Regions from separate parts of the Homo sapiens genome. Here region 2 is linked to region 1. A link is an interaction called in ENCODE POLR2A ChIA-PET data of the cell type or tissue named here. Cell type or tissue: PC-3. All regions are shown on one strand. Links, peaks and the distances in the headings refer to the core of each region. The heading gives the core; the rest is flanking DNA. Region 1 has its middle 86 kb from the start of NRBF2. Region 2 has its middle 140 kb from the start of NRBF2.

Region 1 (4,398 bases), core at 279-4,278:
CTCAAGGATCTAGAACCAGAAATACCATTTGACCCAGCAATCCCATTACTGGGTATATACCCAAAGGATTATAAATCATTCTACTATAAAGACACATGCACATATGTTTATTGCAGCACTCTTCACAATAGCAAAGACTTGGAACCAACCAAAATGCCTATCAATGATAGACTGGATAAAGAAAATGTGGCACATAAACACCAGGGAATACTATGCAACCATAAAAAAGGATGAGTTCATGTCCTTTGCAGGGACGTGGATGAAGCTGGAAGTCATCATCCTCAGCAAACTAACACAGGAACAGAAAACCAACACTGCATGTTCTCACTCATAAATGGGAGTTGAACAATGAGAACACATGGACACAGGGAGGGAAACAACACACACCAGGGCATGTTGGGGGATGGGGAGTGAGGGGAGAGAACTTAGAGGACAGGTCAATAGGTGCAGCAAATCACCATGGCACATGTATATCTATGTAACAAACCTGCATGTTCTGCACATGTATCCCAGAAATTAAAGTAAGATTAAAAATCAATCAATCAATCAATCAAGTCCAAATTCATCCTTTAGCATGTGGATATTCAGTTGTCCCAACACCATTTGTTAAGACTGTCTTTTCCCCATTGAATGTTCTTTGCATGCTTGAAAATCAATTGACTATCAATGAGTAAGATTATTTCTGGACTTTCAGTTATGTTCCATTGATATATTTGCCTATCTTTTTACCAATACCACACTATTTTTATGATTGTAGATTTGTAGCAAGCTTTGAAATTGGAAAGTGTGAGCCTTCCAACTTTATTACTTTATTCCAAAATAGTTTTGTCTATCTGGGGTCCCTTGAATTTCCATATGAATTTTAGGATAATCTTGTCCATTTCCGTAAAAAGGTAGCTGGAATTCTGCTAGGGATTGCATTCAATCTGCAGATCAATTTGGGGAGTATTATCATCTTAACAATACTATCATCCAGTTCATGAATGTGAGGGCTTTCTATTTAGGTCTTTTGAATTTATTTTAATAACATTTTATAGTTTTCAATGTGCAAATATTGCACTTTTTTTAAATGTACAAGTTAAATTTATTCCTGTTTCTTTTTGATTCTATTGTAAATGGAAGTTTTCCTAATTTTGTATTTGGGTTTTTCACTGCTAGTATATAAAAATACAACAAAGTATTATAGGTTTTATCCTTTAAGTTTGTGGAACTCACTTATTAGCTTTAATTGTATTTTGGGGGGTTCTTTGAGATTTTCTTCTTCTTCTTCTTCTTTTTTTTTTTTTTTTTGAGACAGGATCTCACTCTGTCACCCAGGCTGGAATGCAGTGACATGATTACAGCTCACTGCAGCCTCGACCTCTGGGCTCAAGTGATTCTCCTGCCTCAGCCTCCCAAGTAGCTGGGACTACAGGAGTGTGCCACCACACCTGGCTATTTAAAAAAATTTTTTTTGGTGGAGATAGGGTTTTGTCAAGGCTGGCTTCTCTCTCCTGGGCTCAACCAATCCTCCCACCTTGCCTTCCCAAAGTGTTGGGATTATAGGCATGAGCCAAAATACCTGGCCAGGATTTTCTACATACAAAATTATTTCATTTGCAAATGAAGATATTTTGCTTCTTCCTTTTTAATATGAATGCCTTCTATTTCTTTTTGATGCCTAATTGCCTATCCAGAACTTCCAGTACTATGTTGAATAGAAGTGGCAAGAGTGGACATCCTTATCTTATTTCTAACCTCAGCAGGAAGTTTTTAGTCTTTCACCATTGACTATGAAGTTAGCCATGGGTTTTTCATTGAAGCCCTTTATTAGGTTAAGGAAGATGCTTTCTATTCCTAGTTTGTTGAATGTTGTTGTTGTTGTTGTTTTTTTTAACATAAAAGTCTGCTGGGTTTTGATGAATGCCTTTTCTGTGTTTATTGAGATCATCACATTTAGTTTTTCCTTTATTCTATTAATATGGTGTATTACATTGATTGATTTTCATATTGAACCATCTTTGCATTTGGGGAATAAATTCCATTTGATTGTGGTGTATAGTCCGTTCAATATGCTGCTGGATTCAGTTTGCTATTATTTTGTTGATGATTTTGCATCTGTAGTAATAAGGGATATTGGTCTGTAGCTTTTTTCTCTTGTGATGTCTTTGCCTGGCTTTAGTATCAGGGTAACAGTGGCCTCATAGAGTAAGTCGGGAAGTGATTCTTCCTCCTCTATTTTTGGCAAGTGTTTGAGAAGAATTGCTACTAATTCTGCTTTAAAGGTTTGGTAGCATTCACCAGTGAAACACTCTGGGATTGAGCTTTTCTTTGTTGGAAGTTTTTCAATTGATGACTCTATCTGTTTATTTAGTATAGTTCTGCTCAGATTTTCTATTTCTTCAAGAGTCAGTTTCGATAGTTCGTGTGTTTCTAAGAATTTGTTCATTTCACCTAGATCAACTAATTTGTTGGTATGCAATTGCTCATAATATTCCTTTATGATCTTTCTATTTTTATAAGATTAGTAGTGAAGTCCCCTCTTTCATTCTTGATTTTAGTAATTTCAGTCTCCTCTTTTTCACTTGTCAGTTTAACTAAAGGTTTGACAACTTTGTTGATCTTTTCAAAGAACTAATTTTAGGCTTTGCTGATTTTCTTTATTATTTATATATTTGCTATTTTGGTTATCTCTGCTGTACTCTTTATTATTTCCTTCTTTCTCTGGATTTAGTTTGCTTCTCTTTTTCTAGTTTCCTTTTTTTTTTTTTTTTGAGATGGAATTTTGCTATTGTTGCCCAGGCTGGAGTGTAGTAGCACAGTCTCGGCTCACTGCAACCTCTGCCTCCTGGGTTCAAGCGATTCTCCTGCCTCGGCCTCCTGAGTAGCTGGGATTATAGCCGTGTGTCACCACACCCGGCTAATTTTTGTAGTTTTAGTAGAGATGGGGTTTTACCATGTTAGCCAGGCTGGTCTCGAACTCCTGGCCTCATGATCCACCCACCTCGGCTACCCAAAGTGCTGGGATTAAAGGCATGAGCCACCGTGCCTGGGGTCTAGTTTCTTAAGCTTAAAGATTAGGCTGGGTGTGGTGGGTCACCCCTGTAATCTCAGCACTTTGGGAGGCTGAGGCAGGTGGATTGCTTGAGCTCAGGAGTTCAAGACCAGACTGGGAAACATGGTAAAACTGCATCTCTACAAAAAATACAAAAATTAGCTGGATGTGGTAGCATGCACCTGTAGTCCCAGCTATTTGGGATGCTGCATAAGGAGGGTGGCTTGAGCCTGGGATGTCTAGGCTGCAGTGAGCCATGTTGCCACCACTGCACTCCGGTCTGGGAAACAGAGTGAGACCCTGTCTCAAAAAAAGAAAATAAAAAATTTAGTTATTTATTTGAGGTCTTTCTTCTTTTATAATGCAGGCATTTACAGCTATACATTTCTTCTTGAGCAATGATTTCACTGCATCCCATAAATTTCCCTAGTGATTTTTTTTTGACCCATTAGTTATTTAGGAATATGTTCTTAATTTCCATATATTTGTGAATTTTCCAAATTTCCTCTGTTACTGATTTCTGATTTCATTCCATTGGTTTCAAAGAACATACTTTTTATGATATCAATCTTTTAAAATTTAATGAGATTTGTTTCATGTCCTAACATACTATCTTAGAAAATGTTCCAGGTGCAGTTGAGAAAAATGTGTATTGTGCTGTTGTTAGGCAGACTGTTCTATAGAAGGCTGTTAGTCTAGTTGGTTTATAGTGTTTCTCAATTCTTCTATTTCCTTGCTGATATTTTTTTCAGTTGCTTTATCAGTTATTGAAAGTGGGCTACTGACGTCTCCAACTACTGTCCTTGCATTGTCTATTTCTTCCTTCAGTTCTGTCAGTTTTTGCTTCATGTATTTTAGGGCTCCATTGTAAACTGCATATATGTTTATAACTATTATTTTTTGATGGATGAACCATTTTATCATATAATATCCTTTTTGTTTCTCATAATCTTTTTTGTTTTAAGGTGTATTGTCTCATTAGTGTAGCCACTCCAATTCTTTTTCGGTTTCTGTTAGTATGGAATATCTTTTTTTTTTTTTTAAATCTTTTACTTTTAATTTCTTTGAGTCTTTGAATCTACAGTGAGTCTCTTATAAGCAGCATGTAGTGGGACCATTTAAAAAAATCTGTTCTGCCAATCTATATCTTTTAATTGGAGAGTTTAATCTGTTTTCATTTAATGTAATTACTGATAAGGGAGGACTTAATGCTCCTATTTCACTATTTTTTAATGTCTCATATCCATTATTCCCTTTCAATTCCTCCATTACTGGCTTCTTTTGTGTTAAAAAGGTATTTTGTAGTGGACCATTTTAATTCTCTTTTTGGTTCCTTCACTAATGTTTTTTTTTCTCTTTTTTGA
Region 2 (4,398 bases), core at 78-4,077, 51 kb after region 1:
TTTTTAAAAATACTGCTTGGAATGGCCTTTGTCACCAACAAGTTATGGTAGTGCTAACTAACAGGGGGAACAGCCTGCTCTTCTTGTTTCACCTTGCAAATCTGCATCAGAAGCCTTCCTTGTTATTACAACCCTCTGAAGATCATTCAAGATACACTCTCAACTATCGTTTGTAACCTGTAGTTAGCTTTTGAATCTACACTGTGCAGATGATGCTTATCAACTGGTGGCTTTTTTTTTTTTTAAATCACATTCACTTTTAGAATGATGGACTCAAACACCATAATAGTAATGATACCTGCAGGTAACATGAATAAGCACTTACTATGTTCTAAGCCCTTTAAAAGTCACTCACAGGCAGACGTGGTGGCTCACACCTGTAATCCCAGTGCTTTGGGAGGCCGAGACAGGTGGATTGTTTGAGTTCAGGAGTTCGAGACCAGCCTGGGCAACATGGTGAAACCCTTTCTCTATTTAAAAGTAAATAAATAAATAAATAAAATAAAAGTCACTCACAAAAACCATATAAAATAATTTACAAATGAGGGCGCCGAGACTCAGAGAAGACAGTAACTTGTCCAAAGGTACAGAGTAAGTGATAATGCTGGGATGGAAGGGAGGAGTTAACTGAATAGTTATATAGCTATGGCTAAAAATTTACCTAGTACTTAACATGGCGACATATCTGTGTGTGTGTAAATGATAGTAAATGCTGGTGCTTCTCGTTCCTAGGATGGTGCTGTGAGGAGACGTGACTTGAAATGGTCCCCTTTCCTGAGGCACCCTCATGGAGCTGCCTATTGAAGTCAGTCCTTTAAAAAATATATAAACAAAGCAATTCCTTATATTCTTTCTGCAGCTACAGATCATTTACTCTGACTTTTGCAAAGCCCTTGCCCTGGCAGACAAGCCCTGGTGTTGGAATCTGCAAAGTTGATGATTAGTCGAAACAGTCTGGACTGCATCCACAGGACATCTTGTAGCACAATCAAGCGCCACTTCATCATGCCTTGTGACAGTTTTCCCGCTAAGTCTCAGTCAGGAGCAGGGAGCCAGGGAACAGCTCAGCAGCTAATTAGACAAGGCAACATACAAGGCAAGTACATGCCTTCTTCAATAGGCTGGAGTGGTGAACATGTCAAACAGATCTGTCTTGCCCTCTGTGCTTTATACCCATCACTGTACCTGGTTGAACATTAACACGTGGAAATCTGCTGATTTTTTTCCAATATCCTGGCCCATGCAGAGAAGGAACTGAAAAGGAACTGTATGTCTGAAAGGTAGTTCCATGCTTCATTATCCCTAAAGGCATCAATCTTCAACTCATTGTTAAAGAAGCATCACAAGATGTGGAAATGCAGTGTTTTGGCCTTTTAGTGTCTCTGGCTATGATTTCCTCCCTTCCTTGTGATGTTTGTTTTGAAAAAAAGTCTAAGATGTTAAAAAAAAAGAAAAGAAAAAGGTTTTCCTGTTGAGACAAAAGCCAAGAAATTGCACGTGTTTCCTTCTCTTTTGCTTCTCTGTCTCCTAAAAGATTAAGGTTAAAGAGAAAATCTGAGATTTGTGGGTGTGTTTTTCAAAAGTTTTCAAAATATAAAGGCAGATACTCCAAAAACTTTGTAAACAAATATCTGGAAATATAAAGACAATATCAAAGTATATCTAAGCATACAACAGCAGCAGCTACAACAACATAAAGATAATTATTTTACATCAGGACAAAATACATTAATTTTATATCTTTTCTTTTTTTGTTTTTTTTTTTTTTTGTTTTTTTGAGACAGGGCCTCACTCTGTTGCCTAGGTTGGAGTGCAGTGTACGATCATGGCTCACTGCAGCCTCGATCTCCTGGGATCAGGTGATTCTGCCACCTCAGCCTCTCAGGTAGCTGGGATTACAGGCATGCATCACCATGCCTGGCTAATTTTTTGTATTTTTAGTAGAGACAGAGTTTTCCCACATTGCCTGGGCTGGTCTCAAACTCATGGACTCAAGTGATTTGCTCACCGTGGCCTCCCAAAGTGCTGGGATTACAGGCATGAGCCACTGTGCCCAACCCAGAATATATTCTTGGCCACTTAAGCAATGAACCCTATACGATGTGTCATTCCCTAAAGATGTCATTATGTGTGTGGTGGTATGTGTGTTTTCATCAGAAAACCTCAAGTCAGTTACCACTAGCTGTGGTAGGAGAAGCAGAGGATGCTGAAACTTGAAGGAGACTCTCAGAGTCACCTCGTTTAATCCCTTCACAGAGGAGAAAACTGAATGCCGGAGTAGACATATTCATTGCCACTGCTCTTTCCTGGCTCAGGGCCCACTGCTCTTTCTACACCACCATGGTCTCACTCTATAGAATTTGGGGGGTAGAACCCCTTTGTCATAGGCTCAGACACTTGGGACCAAATCTACCCCAGATTTTGAGAGCTAGAAATGGTGGCTACAAGAGATCACTCCAGCCTTCTGCTTACAGTCTGTCTTTCCATTCACAATGATTTAATTGTGTATTTTTGGGTGAGATACTATCATCTTCTGATTGAGTAATTTCAGAGGAAAAAATGTATTCAGCGGTGAGTCATGATGTGCTTATGCTGATTTGTGTACCACTCCTCTGTGTAGCACAGTAGACCCTGCCAATCACAGAGCAAGGAGCAATGTGGTTACATAGGAAGCCCGGATTCAATGCTTAGTGAACATGAATACAATATAATAATAATAATAATAATAATAATAATAATAATAATAACGTGGTAGTTTGTTGTCTCTGGAGCTAAGTAGCTATTGTGATATGCCATCCAAGAATAGATTCCAAAATGTATGAGCATGACTGACAAAGGATAGTCTTCTTTTTACTCTTTTTAGCTTGGTGAATATAGTCTCCAATCAAATGATAGTATCATCAGAACAGCAGATAATGAAAACCACATTAATAATGAAAACTGGAGACTTGGATCTTAGATCCGCTTTCCTGATTAGCTAGCTATTTTTCTAGTCACCCCCAAACACTGAATCTCTTTAGGCTTCAATTCCTTCGGATATAAAAGGAGTGGACTGAAGCAGGCTTTATGTTGAAGGAAATTTCTATGCCTAATGTTGAATGATCCTGGGAGTTTAAATTTCAATATTATTGCTATGAAATATTCTTTCATTGTTTGGTTGACTTATCTTTGTATGTCTGGGATTCAACTCAATGTGGGCTAGACTCCCCACCAGGACATACTTTTTTTAAAAATAGAAGTGTACTCTAAGAAAACAAATTATAGGTTGGGCGCGGTGGCTCACGCCTGTAATCCCAGAACTTTGGGAGGCCGAGGCAGGCGGATCATGAGGTCAGGAGATCGAGACCATCCTGGCTAACATGGTGAAACCCCGTCTCTACTAAAAATAAAGAAAAATTAGCCGGGCGTGGTGGCGGGCGCCTGTAGTCCCAGCTACTCCGGAAGCTGAGGCAGGAGAAAGACGTGAACCCGGGAGGCGGAGCTTGCAGTGAGACGAGATCGCGCCACTGCACTCCAGCCTGGGCGACAGAGCGAAACTCCGTCTCAGAAAAAAAAAAAAAAAAAAAAAAAAAAAATTAGCTGAGCTTGATGGCGGGCGCCTGTAATCCCAGCTACTCGGGAGGCTAAGGCAGGAGAATCACTTGAACCCGGGAGGTGGAGGTTGCAGTAAGCCGAGATCATGCCATTGCACTCCAACCTAGGCAAGAGAGCAAGACTCCGTCTCAAAATAAATAAATAAATAAAAAATAAAAGAGAAAACAAATCAACAAATCCTAGCTTTACTGAACCTAAAGTTGTGTGCTGAATTTAGATTTAGCCAAAATGAAGGGCTGTGAGCAGAGAGTGACAGGTGAAGGCTGAGGGCTGGGGGTTGGGGGGTAGGAGAGAGATGGGAAATAAAAGCCAAGAAACCAAACTAATTACCCTCTCGGGACCTGAAAGCAGAGGTTGCACACAGGTTTTATGTTTCGGTTTTTTTGTTTGTTTTTTGGTCCACACAGTGTTCATTGGAACCATGCTGTTTAAAACAGCAAACAACAACAACAAAACCAAAATAAATTGCCAACATGGACATACCCAAATTTCTGGCTTCTCTTGAAACATCAGACAGGACCCTGGGTCCTGAATTCCAGCATGCCAGCAATCTGCTGCAGGTGTGCAGTGGCTACCACCTTTAGATGGGCTTATTGCTCTATTTTCCACAGTCCCTGCCACTCCCTACTGCCCACATTAACGCCTAGTGTCATTTGCCATTTACCACTGAATTTGGAATGTTATTTTTGTGTAGTAGAGTTAAGGTAAAAACAATCTATTTCTTACATTCAAGTCTTCATTAAAAGTGGGAAAATAAAGCTAGACTGAGTGGGATGTGTGCTTCTCACACCCAGCCTGCTATAT

Evidence for each region. Peaks named below come from ENCODE experiments on the same cell type or tissue, not always from the same donor. Only the 100,000 strongest peaks of a DNase experiment are listed, where the experiment ranks them.
Region 2: POLR2A ChIA-PET joins it to region 1 with 5 read pairs; 3 of 35 experiments call an interaction of 5 or more read pairs at or near these places.

What each region holds. Positions count from the first base shown.
Region 1 is chr10:63,045,337-63,049,734 of GRCh38, reverse strand. No RefSeq gene overlaps it. Among named protein-coding and RNA genes, the nearest start is that of NRBF2, 86 kb to the left of the region's middle. In PC-3, for the core only: no CTCF peak of the experiment used is centred there; no DNase peak of the experiment used is centred there.
Region 2 is chr10:62,993,726-62,998,123 of GRCh38, reverse strand. No RefSeq gene overlaps it. Among named protein-coding and RNA genes, the nearest start is that of NRBF2, 140 kb to the left of the region's middle. In PC-3, for the core only: no CTCF peak of the experiment used is centred there; DNase peaks (open chromatin) are centred at 2,103 and 2,583; H3K4me3 peaks cover 348 bases; H3K27ac peaks cover 1,672 bases.